2 separate regions of the Homo sapiens genome follow, and region 1 is linked to region 2. A link is a contact called in ENCODE Hi-C or POLR2A ChIA-PET data. All regions are on one chromosome and are shown on one strand. Each heading gives the region's core, a stretch centred on a gene start or an enhancer-like site at or near the end of the contact. The rest is flanking DNA. Distances are from core to core; before and after follow the strand shown.

What was found. A loop is a pair of places that touch in the nucleus more often than their neighbours do. ChIA-PET counts read pairs that join two places held with the same protein, here RNA polymerase II (POLR2A). Pooled maps may share reads with other maps.
Region 1: a loop to region 2 is called in a map of HepG2, with 2.6 times the contacts of the local background. The contact joins two enhancer-like sites. A Hi-C loop is called at or near these places in 3 of 168 maps with a recorded cell type or tissue (HepG2, endothelial cell of umbilical vein and natural killer cell) and 2 of 50 pooled maps. POLR2A ChIA-PET finds 5 or more read pairs at or near these places in 2 of 52 experiments (AG04449 and HepG2).

The regions. Positions count from the first base shown.
Region 1 is chr12:65,957,389-65,962,891 of GRCh38, reverse strand. All of the region lies in intron 4 of HMGA2 (high mobility group AT-hook 2), which reads right to left. Among named protein-coding and RNA genes, the nearest start is that of HMGA2-AS2, 11 kb to the right of the region's middle. Within about 2 kb of position 1,491, at least 3 of the 41 ENCODE cell types and tissues checked have a DNase peak (open chromatin) inside an H3K27ac peak, as active enhancers do.
Region 2 is chr12:65,924,610-65,930,004 of GRCh38, reverse strand. All of the region lies in intron 3 of HMGA2 (high mobility group AT-hook 2), which reads right to left. Among named protein-coding and RNA genes, the nearest start is that of HMGA2-AS2, 21 kb to the left of the region's middle. RefSeq lists an enhancer at 3,069-3,579. Within about 2 kb of position 3,249, at least 4 of the 41 ENCODE cell types and tissues checked have a DNase peak (open chromatin) inside an H3K27ac peak, as active enhancers do.

The DNA of each region.
Region 1 (5,503 bases), core at 242-2,741, 35 kb before region 2:
CATCAGTTTTAAAAACCGGCACACAAGAAAAATAGAGTTAGGGGGATCCTTTCTTAAGGTATAAATGAACCCACCCTCCAGATACTGGTAATAATAGCTGGTATTTTTAGAGTGCTTACCAGATGCTTAGGCACCTTCTGTTAATATTCCTGTTTTACATCTGAGAAAACCAAGGCACAGACAAGTAATGTGCCCAAAATTACAGGGTGTGTGGGACCAGGATTTGGGTCGGGTTGGTACTGGTGCCAACACCTGTGTGTGACCCCTACACCACTGTGCAGAGGCAGTGTGAGAGCAGGGGCAGAGCTGACAACGAGCCTTCCCAAATCCATTTCCTCCCCCTTGTATTTATTAAAGCACATTTTGAGACAGTGACCCAAGTTCGGCGTTAACTGCTCAATCTCAATACTAATCCGCATCGACCAAACATTTGATGGTGGGCTAGCCAAGCAGAGAAAATCTAATATATATGTTTTTGCAAGGCCCCCTCTTCATATAAATCTAACTCCTCCTTCCCTTTTCCTTTTTCTGATTCCTTATGGCTCTGGAATTTGTTGGGGTTTCTGCGAGCCGGCTTGAGCCGCAAAGTTCTCTTTCCTTTTGCTTATTTAACAAATGTGCAGTACCTTTCAGGACATGGGTGGTAAAGCGGAGACAATAAACATTTCCGATAAAAGCGTCGTTAGTGAGAGGATGATTTTTATCAAATGCTGCACATTGTCTCATAAGACGGCATGTGAAAAAGATCTGGGGGAAGAGGTAAACATTTACTCCTGCAGCAGACCGAGCCCCTTTAAGAATGGCCAGCTTAAAACAGCTTATAACAGTCTTCATACTTTAATAGATTTGATTTTCCACATGGCTTCATTTTGTCTGGGTGGCTAACCGACACAATTTATACCTCTCTTCCTTTCCCAGGTCACTACAGTACACCATTCAGTAAAGCATGCCTTAAAGCTTGTCTGCATTATATGACCAAACTTCCATTCATTAGTGTTTGAAACACTTCAGCTGTGAAGGGGCTCCTAAATGCTACCATGTGTGATGCTTTTGCGTAAAAGCAGCAAATGGGAGAAAAAAACCCCACAAGAATGGGCACTCACACATTCACATGAATGCACACACACACACATACACACACACACACACACACTCTATCCTGGGCTTTAATCACAGGCCACTGCATACTTCAAACCCTTTGCAAAAGGTTTCAAATATTCTCTTTCCCCCCGAAGACTGAGCGAGCTGTAAATCCTGGGAATAAACACACATACAAATGAATGGATTACAGCTTGAAAAATATAACCACGGCAGCATCAAGTCATGAGATTTCACACCGGTTTTGTTTAGTCTGCTTTGGGTTTTGTGGGAAAAGTGGAACGTATGAGGCTACCTCCCCTTTAACTCCCAACCCCCAAACTGTGGGCTTCACATATTTAAGCAGCAGGTTTATACCTCTTGACTAGGCAACAGGCCATGACCCTGAGATTCTCTGTGGAGCCCTGGCCACAAAGGAGGATGTAGCATGATCAAAGCCATGGGCAGACGAAAGAGAGACGAGCCAAAGATCAGCTGCCCTGTGACCCTGTCCTTTCACTTAATATTTAAATTCCAGAAAGTCACTAAGCTGTTAGGCAGATACACACCTCGTTTGTCCCCAGATGATTCACTTCTCATTCTGACATGAGGTGTGGACTTAGGTGACTACTCTGAAACAGACCACGGCATAAAAGCCAGCAAGTATATTTTATTCCTTCTTACGGTTAAAAAATTGATAGAACTCAGTCAAGCTGGCAAACCTCCTGGATTGTGCTGTAATTATTCAATTTCTAACTGTTTGATTTTTCTATACTATCCGGAAACCAAGGTACTTTCAAATCCGGAAGGAAACAGAATTTTCAGGCCATGAACTTAACAAAGACCTTGTACTAGATGGAATGTGATCAGCTTTTCAAAACATTCCCAGAAACTTTGCTTGATGTGAGCTGCTGAAACTCCTGAATTCCAACCCTTTAGACACAATTCAGATGAAAATGGTGGTAGGTCATATTGTTTCCTTAACTGTCCTTAAGACAATGTGGATAAGACAATGTGGATAGTTGTTTTATTAATGTATCTTTCTGCTGACCTTAGAATTCTACTAGTAACTATCAGTTAGTACTGGGAACATGACTAGGATGTCAGAGGGTGGAAGTCTCACTTCATTAAAGGTTTGGAGGCAATGTGGCTCTCACATGCTCAGAATGATGGTTTTCTCAAATGTCTAGTTAGTGGAGAGCTCTCTCTTCTTGGCATAGCCCTGGCTGGCCACCCTTCAAAGGAAGGAATGGTTCCCAAAGGGTTGATGTGGTGGGGCAGGTGGCTTTTCCCACCTCTGCAAACCTCAGCTCTCACCTTCCCAGTGACTTGGTCTTTGGTTACATGTGCGGATTCTGTACGACAAGTGTGCATTCAATGAAGAGAAGAAAAATCCTCCCTGTCAGGAATGAGGTTGGAAAACCCATTCTCAGCTCTCCTAAGTGTCATGGTTCGGCCAGACTTAACACAGGGTGCTTCTGTGGTGCAAAGAGGGAACAGAAACAGGTGACATGGAGAATAAGCAGCTGGCTCCGACATCCCCAAAGAGTCCTGTTTCTGTAACTGAGGAGTTGGTAGGGACCCCTGAGCTTCGATCATCTTTAATAACTTAAAAGACATGGATGGGGCCAGGTATGGTGGCTTACGCCTGTAATCCCAGCACTTTGGGAGGCCTAGGCAGGCGGATCACGAGGTCAGGAGATCGAGACCATCCTGGCTAACACGGTGAAACCCCATCTCTACTAAAAATACAAAAAATTAGCCAGGCGTGGTGGCGGGCACCTGAAGTCCCAGCTACTTGGGAGGCTGCGGCAGGAGAATGCTGTGAACCCAGGAAGCAGAGCTTGCAGTGAGCCGAGATGGTGCCACTGCACTCCAGCCTGGGCGACAGAGCAAGACTCCGTCTCAAATAAAAAGAAAAAAAAAGAAAAAAAGACATGGCCGTGTGTTATAGACAATAGCTTTTACCTTGACATGTTTTTAAAAAATTGCTTCTCATTTGTCACCTAATGGTCAAAGGACCTTTGAGCTTGTGTAGCTCCCAAGAGGAGCCTTGAAGTAATAAGGAGATGAAAACTGTAGCCAAGAGTTGCACACATCTCATTAGGGTCTAGTGGCAGGGTGGGAAGGCTAAACAGCCACTCTTTGGTCAAGAAGGCTTACCTGTTGGAATGGGGCTTCAGGAATGTTCAGATGAAAGGACTTTTCAAAGTGCAAGTGCACGGTGACATTTTTATGAGCACCAGCCACTAAGGCCTCTAAACACCGAAAAGCTCCCAGCCATCATGCAGCTACTTTACAAAGACAAGTGAGGTACCGGGCCGAAACATGTGAGGTTTCTTGGCAGAAAACTGATGAGTGGGGAACAGGGGTGGGCAGAGTTGGAAAACTATATTTTTATTATAACTACTGGAAAAGTGCACTTACTTTGCCTTAGTTTTTCTTTTGTTCATGAAAAAAGGAATTTGATAAATGTAACTCATTGTTTTAGCTAAGTTTGGAAAAAAACTCCACTAAAACCCAGAAATATAGTTTGCACATATCACTGTTCTTTTAATTTGGTTCAACATGATGCATGTGGTATATATACCTTTGGGTACACTTCTTCTAATAGATTAAAAAGGAGGAGGAAGACAGCCCAATATCCAAACTTAACTCCTAAGGCTGATGGAATTTTAAAATGTCTTGAGTTTAATCAGACTTACTATACAGGCATGGATGAGGGTGTGTGCTGGAAGAAAGTTCAATATTTAATGCTAAGAGCTGAAGCTCTGGGTTTAATTTCCAGATGCAGACTAAACAGCAGGTCTGCAGTAGAAGAGGCCAGTGAATTCTAAATGGAACCAAGAAATACAAACACAGGGGTGGTGTCACCACGATGCCCTCCTTTGTGTGTGGTACGGAGTGCAAAAATCACAGTCCATGTCAGCTTTAATAAGTCCTTATCTTTTTTTTTTTTTCTTAACTGCAAAGAATTCTGCAACTCTTCTATTACATGATGTTGCAGGCCAGAAATACATACGTAATTTAAGCTATCTTGCCAATAAACCTACAAATACTTGGTAATCTAGAAAGGGTAGTTATGGCTAAATGGCATTCTTTTTTGTCATCTGTGTATGTTCAACTTCTCAGGAACTCAGAATGACACATTTAGGAGTTTTCCACGTTCATGAGTATCTTGAGTCAGTCCTGTCACAACAGAAATAAAGGGCTCTCTTCAGCAGCAATGACCAGGAACCAGTTTTTCAAGTTCCATCTGTAGCTAAGTGACCGGCAAGACCACAAGGCTGAGTTTTTCTATTTCTCTGTCAGATATTTTCATTTAAAATTTATCGGGACTGTTTAACTTAATGGAAAGTGATTATTTCCTCCAACTAGGAAAACTCTACAGCAGATTTTTAAAAAACATGTTAAATGGAACATATATAAACAATATAACCTGGCAAGAGCAAGGGATTCTGGTGGAAATGCTAGGCGGGAATTATGTTTTTCAAAAGGAGACAATAAGTTGAGATATTGACAGCAATTGTACCTGATCTTGTCTTTATTTTTGCATTATGTATATAAAAACATAGAATTGTTAGGACTTCTTTGTGTGCGTTAGCATCAGCTTAATAAAGTTGGGTTGAAGGTCTTGCTAGGGCATGTTTAATGTAAAGAAGGTTGATCTTGGACCTCACTAATCATAGATGCCAACCACGGCACTAGCAGGTCTCAGTCCCACCGTGTCAGCCCAGTAATGACTATACATGTCTATCTACACTGCAGAGTTGTGTAAGAAATGTGACCACCACTTGGGGAAACCCTGAAAAACGTAAAAATCCAGTAAGACTATAGTGTGAAGCTGTGATTATTAATGTCAGTTACTCATTCTGTGATTATTTCTTTACCTATGATTCAAGGATAGGTTCTTAAGAAAGAAAAAAACTATTAAAGAAGGTCCCCAGAGGAAAGTAAAATAAAAAATCTTAGATTCCTAAAATGCTCTCCTGCTTTTCTTGTCTGTAGCCTCAACAGAGTTCCATCACTGAAAATACTGCAACAGAAGTAATGCTGGTCTCTGGGATACAATGAATTTCTCCTTTCTGGGATAAAGGGCCATTTTTTTAAAATCTGGAAATGGTAGGCACATTTTTCAAATAGGGAAATCATTTTAGGTATAAACTAATTGCAAGTTTCAGGAGTGATGATTTCTGAGGACTACCGGTTTGATCAGTTTTCCATGCCAGGTTCAATTCTTACTGCAGGAACACTGCATTTAAAAAAATAGCTAAAGAAAGCAAAAGGATTTTTGCATAAACAAAGTATTCAAAAGAAGGTAATTTTTTTTTTTTTTAAATAGAGATGGGGTCTCACTATGTTGCTCAGGCTGGTCTCAAACTCCTGGGCTCAAGGAATACTTCTGCCTGGGCCTCCCAAAGTGCTG
Region 2 (5,395 bases), core at 2,000-4,499:
TTCTATCTTTCATGGTTTCCCCCCTCTACAGTTCTTACTTCTGTATATAAAAACCTCTATTCCTCGCCACATATCCCATACTTAATATGTGTGACTATTAAAGCCATCTGTCTTGACACATTACAAAAATGCATTCAACTTATCAGTGATTTTATCTCGGTAAGGGCAAACAACCAGTTTATCCAATTGTTTTTCCCCAGTGAGTCAACTGAATATCCTCTTTAAAATGAGGTATTTTCAGTTGAATTTAGTTTAAAATTGAGTAGAAATGAGCATTCACCAAAGTGTTTCGTGTAAGGTGCTTCCTGTGCTTGAAGAGTTGGTGTAAGGTTTTGTCATCTACCTGTGTAAATTAGCTCCTTAAATATACATCTCTTTATAGATGAGATCACCTCTCAAGTGCCCTTCTAGCTTAAGAATTCTGGGATTCGGGGTTTAGGGATAGGTCTTCTGCAATCTAAACACTCCCTTTTTAAATTTGCAGATTTCTAAAATATATATATGATATATATTACATATATACATACATATGTATGTATATAAATATCTAATACATATATACATAGGTCTCTTTAGACATATCAAGTCGATACTTTTTTTTCAATTTTTTAAAACAAGTAAGTGTTTAAAATTAGGATTACTTCCTTTTATCTTCAAAGAGGAAAGGTTTTTACATTTTATAGTCATAATGCACTAAGAACAAACAAAACAAAACTCCGCTTTAAAAATCAAGTATGGGAAGGCTGCAACACTGAACTATAGAGTATGGAAAACATGAGGAAGTCTTGTTACTCAGAGAAATGGTTTGACAAACTTTGGCCAGAGAACAGTCCTCAGTATTTATGTAGGAAGGAGTTTTGAGAACAGAGAAATGTAGAACTTGTCTGCACAGTATCCAAACACCTATACAAAAACTTGGCCACTTCTCTGAATATTTTAATTGCGATTCTAAAAGTTTGCTGTGCATAGACCAATTCTTAAAATGGTAAGAAGGTTAGAAAAAAGGAAATCCCAAAGTAAGATACATACATACATACATACATACATGCATATATACAGTACACTACATATATAAATATATATGTACTCTTTGTCTTTGCATCCTTTATATATGTGTAATCTTTATACGGATATAAATACAGCCATGCACCACATAATGACGTTTCACTCAACAATGAACTGCATATATGGTGGTGGTCCCAGAAGATTATAATGGAGTTGAAAAATTCCTATTGCCTACTGACATTTTGATCATCCACACCCTATGTGTGCCTAGGCAAATGTGTGTGCTATGTCTTAGTTGTTAGCCAAAAAGTTTGAAAATTAAAAAAAATTAAAATTTTCAAAATAGAGAAAAGCTTATAAAGATATAAAGAAAAATATTTCTGTACAGCTACATAATGTGTTTGTGTTTTAAGTGAAGTTTTATTACAAAGAGTAAAAAAGTTAAAAAAATTTAAAGGTTATAAAGTAAAAAAGTTACAGTAAGCTAAGGTTAATTTATTATTGAAGAAAGAAAAATATTTTTTATAAATTTAGTGTAGCCCAAGTGTACTGTGTTTACAAAGTCTGCATAGTGTACAGTAATGTTCTAGGCTGTCACATTCACTCACCACTCACTCACTGACTCACCCAGAGCAACCACAACTTCCAGTCTGGCAATTTCCATCCATGGTAAGTGCCCTATACAGGTGTACCATTTTAAAATCTTTTATGCTGTATTTTTACTGTACCTTTTCTATGTTTAGATATGTTTTGATACACAAATACTTACTATTGTGTTACAATTGCCTACAGTTTCAGTACAGTAACATGCTGTACAGGTTTGTAGCTTAGGAGCAATGGGATGCACCATTTAGCCTAGATGTGCAGTAGGCTGTACTATCTAGGTTTGTGTAAATACACTCTTTGATGCTAACACAACAATGAAATTGCCTAAAGATGCATTTCTCAGAATGTACCCCTATTGTTAAGCAATGTATGATTGAATATATATCTTTATAAAATATATAATATATACACATATATACATACATACATATATATATATATATACTCACATACATATTTTGGGTGACAGAAATATGTATGTATATACATACATATATACATACATATTTTATATATACATACATATATAAAAAATATATATACACACACACACACACACACAGATACAAAGAGAGAGAGAGACAGAGAGAAAGAGACAGACCAATAAGCCTTTATTTTCTATGAGGACAGGTATTTGTATTACCTGAGGACAAGAGAAGTTTGTATTAATCCAGTAAAGATATTTGGATAGCCGAAAATACAATTAGCTGTAAATCAGGGTTCTGGTTTCTAACCCATTTCCTGCTTCTAATAATTAGCTACAAGATCTTGGGCAAGTCTCTGGAACTTGCTAGGTTTCCATTTCTCCATCTCAAATGGAGATCACTGTGATAATTTGTGATTTTATAAAACGTAAAGAAGAGTTTGTCCCTGTCTTCCTCAAAACTGAACTAATTACCAATTTTCTATCACACAGCCACTTAAAAGTGAAGAACTGTCTTTTCCAGTGTGGTTTTTATATTTGGCAGCAAAACCAAACATCTAGTGGAGGCAGAATATGGAATCAAAAGGCACACGTAGCCTTTGTTAAAGCAGCAATTCATCTCTTCAGAAAGTTGTGATCCCTTCCTGGAGCCTGGTATGGCCGTGGATGGTAGCTCACAGGATTAAGTTTCAGAAAATAGGCTTGGTTTTTCTACCATGAAGGGAATAAATTCAGTTCCTATAAGTGTAGCAATTAATGGGCACCCATGGCCATCCCACTATGAGGGGAAAGGGGCCATTTTGTAAAAAAACAATCCAGGGCTGGAACTCAGTTTGAAAATGGTGTTAAGTTGTGCGTTTAAAATGAGTGATAAAACTCCCGTGTGTTGAAAGAAGGCCATGAAACACTGCAACTCCTCCTTGCTTTGCAAAAGAGTAACATCCACGCCATTCACCTAGGAGTCTCCAATGATATACCCTCCTCCCATTACACTTAAGTGGCAAAAAGACCCCTGATTACTGCATGGTAACAGTGATCAACATGGTCACGCAGAAAAGCACTTTTTTTTTCCTTTCCTGGAATGAACAGCGTGCTGCTTCTGGAACTGGAGGCTGCATTTCTGTCACCCAAACCTCTCTCAGAGCTGTGTGTGTTGTGAGACAGCTGAATGTCTCACTGAATGTTTCCTGTGACAATGAGGGTGCTTCAGAGCTTCCCACTGCTGCCACAACCTTTCCTTTGTGATCTTCATGGTTAATGAGACTGTAAACCAGCATCCAAATCAGCATTTGCTGATTGAAAGCAGGTTTAAAGGGCGAAAGAAAATGGTAGTGGTTTAATGATTAAACAACTTTTTACTGCTAAACATTTAAGTTGTTTTAATGTCTAAATCAATACACTTGCAGGATGCAAACTGCAATTAGGTGGAAACAGAACTTCACACTCTTGCAGTTAGAGAAAAACTTGCTACTATCACTTTAAGTGTCAAACTTGTGAACTGGCCTTGAAAGCCTCTCCTCTGCCTCCCTCTCCCCACCTCCGAGGCATTAATTCTATAGAGACGAAGTTAAACACTTAATTTGCAAAACTACTGAGAAGTAAATTTCTTGTTCCAAGGTAACTGGAGTAATTGCCAAATGCAGATAAATCCTCCCCCTGAGTAGGAAGCCCCACACTGTTTTGAAAACAATTCCTAGACTTTGCCCCTGTTGAAGCTGATTGAATGCTCAACCACAAGACTCCACTGTTGTTATCTCTCGCTTACTGCTTTTAGGGGCGGAGTTAACACTTTTCAAAAATCCGAGCTTCCCTAATAAATACAGGGATTTAGTGAAGATTTTGATTGTCTGGGGTTGGCATTCCTGAGGACAGAATAATTTATTTTGCTCTAAGCAGGTGTGTTATGAGAACAGAGGCTATGTTGATAAGAGATCCCTGGGAGCTGGTAATATATTATCTTCTGTAATTTCTTCCAAAAATAGACTTAATGGAAAGAGGATGCATAATATACCCCCTCTCAAAGGAAGCGTTCCCCAATACAACAGAAGCAGTCATTCTAAAAACAGCTTTATGGCTCTGCAGTCAATAGCTCTATTTTCTCCCCTTTCACAACTTCCTTCCTTCTGCTATGTAAGAACTTATGTGAGGGCACACACACATTCACGTGTCAGTGCACACAACTGAAAATGCCCGAGATCCGCATTCTCTCAAAGATCTGCAAGATCATCGAAAACTTAATGATCGCTTGACATGACTTAACCTGATTAATTGATAGTGCTTTTCATTTTATTTCATTTTTTACTCCAACTCTGATCATGTACAACCATGAATTAACCTTGCATTTAATTCAGTTCAGGGAGCAATTTCCAAATGCCTACTATGTTTGAAGTGCCGTATTAGACACAAAGATATACAGGAAACGATGTTCACAAAATATAGGCTGTAAGCAGAACACTTCCCCAAAGAAAAAGATGGCACCAAGAGCAGAATCGGAACTCTGGTGTCCAAATTGCTCCTAATTAAACGCCTAAGCTGCAAGTCAGGTTACTTGGTCAGGCTAAGTTCTTGGAACTAAAAATTGCCTAAGATGTTTTCCTTAGCTACTTCACAAACTAGAAGTTCCTCCTGCTCAGGACCACCCAAATGCTTATTAGAAATTGTCCAAAAGTCAATTTTTTTCAAATTTGGGACACGTTTGAGCGAACAAAAGATATGAAGAATAGTTAGAGTCACACCTGGTGGCAAAAACTTATAACCTAAAATGTAGCATCTTTACTTTAGAAATTGTAGAAAAGATACTTTTGAGCTACTCAAAATTAATTGAGTTTTTTTATTTATAAAAATATTTTAACAATTCAGAAAGGAATTTCACATTTGAGGAATACCAGGGTTTAATAAAAGACAGTAGATGGAAACTTTTAAGGAGGGTCTGCTTGGAAGCTTCTGGGCATTTTCAAGGGCTGGAAATTTCTTTATTCTGTTAAATTTTACCTCAGAACATATGGTTTCTCTCTTCTCTGATAGTTTTATTGCCAGCCCCACTCTAGAAATATGACAGAACGGCAGAAGAGGGATGGAAGAAAATAGGAAGACCTGTTCTGAAAGGCTGGGAGAGAGTTGGAAGGCCTCAGGAAGTTGCCAAAGACTTCACAATTACTTTTTTTGTTTTTTTGGAGACGGAGTCTTGCTCTACTGCCAGGCTGGAGTGCAGTGGCAGGATCTCGGCTCACTGCAACCGGTGCCTCCTGGGTTCAAGTGATTCTCCTGTCTCAGCCTCCTGAGTAGGTGGGACTACAGGCACGCCCCACAACGCCCAGCTAATTTTTGCGTTTTTAGTAGAGATGGGTTTTCACCATGTTG